Regions from separate parts of the Homo sapiens genome. Here region 1 is linked to region 2. Evidence: chromatin loops called from intact Hi-C (ENCODE). Cell type or tissue: B cell. All regions are shown on one strand. Links, peaks and the distances in the headings refer to the core of each region. The heading gives the core; the rest is flanking DNA. Region 1 has its middle 140 kb from the start of P2RY1. Region 2 has its middle 250 kb from the start of MBNL1-AS1.

Region 1 (2,897 bases), core at 1-2,500, 180 kb before region 2:
ATCATTAAAAATCTTTATTACACTTGATGCTCTTCTAGGATGGAGAGAAATCTATTTCCAAAATTTACATAAAGATGCTGTAAAATTAGGGACTTACATTTAAAAAGCTACTTGGGATTGATTTAAAATGACATGTAATATTGTGCTTTCACCAGTTAGCTGGATAATATCACCCTCTGGAGGCAAAATGCTAATTATTTATGCATTTCATTATAAGGCAGCTCAAAACATTAAATTTCATTCCTGGAGAAATGTTAAACTGGGAAAAATAACAAGTATTGCTTACATTTAAAATCGTTTTTTAGAATTTCATTTTTAATTCCTTTTTCTTTTGAATCTTTATCAGTTGTTCCAAATCAGGAAAGATCTTAGCTAGATCTTCTGGATAACTTGCTGCAGCTTCTATATTATCACCTGCTTTCATCTTGTACTTTGATGGTATGGAGACAACATCTGCTTAAACCTCATGATCCAACCTTTGCTAGCCTCCAACTTTTCTCCTGCAGTTTTCTCACCTCTCTCAGCTTTCATAGAATTGAATAGAGTTAAGGCCTTGTTCTGGATTAGAGTTTGGCTTAAGGGAATGTTGTGGCTTGTTTGATCTTCTATCCAGGCCAACAAAACTTTCTTTATATCAGCAATAGGGCTGTTTTGCTTTCCTATCATTCCTGTGTTCACTGGAGTGGTGCTTTTAATTTTCTCCAAGAACTCTTTTTTTCTTTTAATTCATATCTCAGCTAACTGTTCATCACAAGAGACTTAGCTTTTGGCCGATCTTAACTTTCAACATGTCTTTCTCACTAAGCTTATTCATTTATTTCTAGCTTTTCATTAAAGTGAGAGATGTGTGATTCTTCCTTTCACTTGAACACTTAGAGTCCATTGTAAGGTTATTTAATATTTGTTTAAAGTAATATAATTTACTTTTTATTTAAATAGGTTTTTGGAGAACAGATGGTGTTTGGTTACGTGAATAAGTTTCTTAGCGGTGATTTCTGAGATTTTGGTGCTCCCGTTACCCAAACAGTGTACACTATACCCAATCTTTTATCCCTCACCCACCTCCCACCCTTTCCCCCAAGTCCCCAAAGTCCATTGTATCATTCTTGTGTCTTTGCGTCCTCATAGCCTAGCTCCCAGTTATGAGTGAGAACACAACAATGTTTGGTTTTTCATTCCTGAGTTACCTCGCTTAGAATAATGTTCTCCAGTTCCATCCCGGTTGCTGCAAATGCCATTATTTCATTCCTTTTTATGGTGGAGTAGTATTCCATGGTGTATATATATATATCTATATATATAGATATATAGATATATATATATATATCTGTTCCATATATATATTCCAAATATATATATGTTCTATGTATATATTCCATATATACATATTCCATATATATTCCATATATATATTCCAAATATATATATATTCCATATATATATTCCAAATATATATATATTCCATATATATATTCCAAATATATATATATTCCATATATACATTCCATATATATTCCATATATATATTCCATATATACATTCCATATATATTCCATATATATATTCCAAATATATATATTCCATATATATATATTCCAAATATATATATTCCATATATATATATTCCAAATATATATATTCCATATATATATATTCCAAATATATATATTCCATATATATATATTCCAAATATATATATTCCATATATATATATTCCAAATATATATATTCCATATATATATATTCCAAATATATATATTCCATATATATATATTCCAAATATATATATTCCATATATATATATGTTCCAAATATATATATTCCATACATATATTCCAAATATATATATTCCATATATATATTCCATATATATATTCCATACATATATTCCAAATATATATATTCCATATATATATTCCATATATATATTCCATATATATATTCCAAATATATATATATTCCATATATATATATTCCAAATATATATATTCCATATATATATATTCCATATATATATTCCATATATATATATTCCATATATATATATTCCATATATATATATTCCATATATATATATATACACATACCACATTTTCTTTATCTACTCATTGGTTGAGGAGCATTTGGGCTGGTTCTGTATTTTTACAATTGCAAATTGTGCTGCTATAAACATGTATGTGCAAATATCTTTTCTGTATAATGACTTCTTTTCCTCTGGGCAGATACCCAGTAGTGGGATTGCTGAATCAAATTGTAGATCTACTTTCAGTTCTTTAAGGAATCTCCACACTGTTTTCCATAGTGGTTGTATTAGTTTACATTCCCACCAACAGTGTAAAAGTGTTCCCTTTTCACCACATCCATGCCAACATCTATTAGTTTTTAAAAATTTTTTGACTATGGCCATTCTTGCCAGAGTAAGGTGGTATCGCATTGTAGATTGTGTTTTGATTTGCATTTCCATGATAATTAGTGATGTTGAGCATTTTTTCATTTTTTCCATTTGTATATCTTCTTTTGAGAATTGTCTATTCATGTCCTTAGCCCACTTTTTGATGGGATTGTTTGTTTTTTCCTTGCTGATTTGTTTAGGTTCTTTGTAGATTCTGGATATTAGTCCTTTGTCAGAAGTATAGTTTGCAAAAATTTTCTCCCACTCTGTGGGTTATCTGTTCACTCTGCTAATTATTTCTTTTCCTGTGCAGAAGCTTTTCAGTTTGAGTCTCATCTATTTATCTTTGTTTTTGTTGCATTTGCTTTTGGGTTCTTCGTTATAAAGTATTTGTCTAAACTGAGGTCTAGAAGGGTTTTTCCAATGTTATCTTGTAGAATTTTTATGGTTTCAGGTCTTAGATTTAAATCTTTGAACCATCTTGAGTTGATTTTTTTATAAGGTC
Region 2 (2,954 bases), core at 329-2,828:
GTGGCAGAATGTGAGCGAATTGTCCTAGCCTACTGTGAAGAAGTAAACGTTGGTCCCAATATAACCAATTGGCATAGCACATACCTATATTTGTGGACATACACACACATCCAGGATGCAAATTGCCATCCTGATATCCTGCACTCATTATTTTTCATTTGTTGCCCAGATCCATTCTCTGTATTCTCTGTCTTCTTTTGTCCCCCAGGAAGATGACCACTCTCCAGAGTACACTCCAGGCTTCCTTATCCTCTGGCTTCTGTGTGTCACTAGCTGGAGATCAGGGGTGAGAGGACAGAAAGGTTGGGATATTGATTCTTTCTGCTCCTTACTGCCTCACTGTTCCTGGCAGTGGCTGCATTCTGTTCAGAGCTGTTGTCTCTGCAGCATCTCCATGACCGCTCCATTCCTTTTCCCTTCCAGAATAGTGGTGTCTCTGGCATTCTGCTCTTGCTAATCCCTCAGTGTCTCACTCTCTTATGTTGATTCCCTTAAATCTGCACATGACTAAACTCTCCTCTCTTATATCTTTGAGTGAGTGAGCCATCTCACAGCTAGAACTCCTTATTAAATCACACTAAACAGCGTCTCTGTTGATGGAAGGGAAGTTTCTCTTTAAGTATTGCAAGCTATGTATTTAAGCTTTAAGGTATTTTTAAGTACATAATACATTCACATGGCTCAAAAAGTGAATAGCTATAAAAGTTAAAAGTAAAAAATGTTCCTTTCCTTCCAACCTTGTCCCTCATCTAGCCAGAACCTCCTTTTCTACATAGAAATCTCTATTCTTAGATTCTACGGATCTTTTCAGAGTAATGCATATTCAAGAGGATATAAATATAGATTTTTATTTTCTCTTATTTTTCACAAAAGGTATATTATACATACTGTTCTAACTCTTGGGTTTTTTTCACTATATAGTTTCTAGGATTATTATTATTTTTTACAGCCATGTAACACTCCACTGCAAAAATAAATCTTAGGTTATTTAGCCACTCCTATTGATGGATTTTACATTTATTCTAACAATTAGCTATTATGCAAAAATATTACAAAGAATAATATTGAGCCTATATCATTTCATATATATACAAGTACATCTAGAGAGTATATTTCCAAAAGTAGAATTGCTGGGTCAAAGGCTATATGCATTTACAGTTTTGATAAATGTTGCCAAATTTTTCTTCATAGAGGTCATACTAATTCACGCTTCCCTCAGCAATGAAGAGCTCTTTCTTCCCCATAACCTCACCAAAGCAGTATGTTGTTAAACTACTTTCTCCTGTAAATCTCTCTGGCACCATCTTACACTCCAGAGAGTGGGGCAGAAGGTTTACACAAAATTGTAGATAACAAAAAGAAAAAATACTCCAGGTGAAAAAATTAATTTTAATTTAATATGATCAATTTAAATACTAGATACAGAAGAGGAGCTATAAATCACTCTTTTCAATGATTATCACTATATTGTCTCATTTATTTTCTGCTTAATATTACATTTATTTGCCCCAAATGCCTCATTTATTTACGCTTCAAAGAGTGGCAATGAAAGAGGCGATGAGGGAGAATTGTGGGGGTTTTTTAAAGTATCTTTTTCTTTTCTGATGAGTGCTCTATGCTCAAAGAGACATAAACAAATTTATTAGTCCTCAGGGGAAAACATGTAGCAGTTCCTCTCCTTTCCTATTTCCCCAAGGAGTTGGTCACAAAAAATTCATTTCTCTAGCTCGGAGCTGAAATATCTGGCTGGTGGTGTTGGTGGTCCCATGAGAGCTGTTGCAAGACATGAATAGAAGAAAAACAGTTCCTTCCCTCTTAATGTACTCACTGGTTAACCTTCTGTATGTGGTTATGCTAGTGAAACATTAAATTTATCTCTACTCTGATCTCTATACTGGCCACCATTAATACAGCAAACTATTAAAAATGTATTTGTAAATATTAGAAGGCAGAAGCATGCTGGTAGATTTTTACAACCTATTCTTCAGGGAAAAGGGCCCTCATTTTAGTGTTTGTCAACTTCTGTGATGTAAATATTCCCTATATGGCCAGTTTTAAGATACCAAAGTGATGTTACTGAATTCAGAGTTGGGAAGAGAGGTACAGTAGATACCATTATACAGGTTTCTATCACATAATATTTTCACTATACAGATACAATAGATGTACATCATGCCAACAGCACAGATAACAGTAAATTGTAGAAAAAAATTAGGAAGTGAGCTGTTCTAAGTATTTACTATCCTTTGTTTCTAACATAATTTAATTCCATATTTATAGTATTTATTTTTAAAATAATGGCTGTGTTTCATTACTGACTTACAAAATTCTTAAGAATTTCTCAATTGGTTCCTGCAAGTAGGTATAAGCTGGCTTCTCCAGCACATTGCTGAAAGGAAAATATTTTAGTCCCACAGAGAAGCAAACACCTGAAAAAGGATTAGTTTATTCGTAAACTTCCAAATAAACATAATCTCATTAATAACAATGGGAAAGATTTCTAATTCCCTCCCCAAATCCAATTTTCCCCTATGTAATTCTTTTCTGTAAATTTCCCACATAACACCAATGTATAATTTTCCCTTATTTCTTAACAACAGAAATTTGATTTCATTATGTTTAGCAATGCATTCAGCTAAAATACAATATTTCCATCTTAAAGAAAAAGGAAGGCATGTGACTGAGTTTAGGTTAATGATATTTGGGCAAAAGTTGTTGGGTAGGGTTCTAGAAACCTTTCTCTCTGTGTGTGTGTGTGTGTGTGTGTGTGTGTGCGCGTGTGCACGTGTGTGTGTATCCAGCTGGCATTCATCCCTTTGCAGAACCACCTTTCTTTTCTCTTCCTTCTTTGCACTTGTATATGAAAAATAGACTCCGGGCAGCCGTCTTGTGAGCATGAGGTGGTTCTGAGGATGTAAACTTTAACAGAAGTGTTCTGAGAGTTTGATAATATA

What was found. Hi-C counts contacts between places; a loop is a spot of excess contacts. Peaks named below come from ENCODE experiments on the same cell type or tissue, not always from the same donor. Only the 100,000 strongest peaks of a DNase experiment are listed, where the experiment ranks them.
Region 1: a loop joins it to region 2, with 3 times the contacts of the local background. A loop is called at or near these places in 2 of 110 quality-filtered maps.

The regions. Positions count from the first base shown.
Region 1 is chr3:152,693,285-152,696,181 of GRCh38, reverse strand. No RefSeq gene overlaps it. Among named protein-coding and RNA genes, the nearest start is that of P2RY1, 140 kb to the left of the region's middle. In B cell, for the core only: no CTCF peak of the experiment used is centred there; no DNase peak of the experiment used is centred there.
Region 2 is chr3:152,515,187-152,518,140 of GRCh38, reverse strand. No RefSeq gene overlaps it. Among named protein-coding and RNA genes, the nearest start is that of MBNL1-AS1, 250 kb to the right of the region's middle. In B cell, for the core only: no CTCF peak of the experiment used is centred there; a DNase peak (open chromatin) is centred at 1,710; H3K27ac peaks cover 2,376 bases.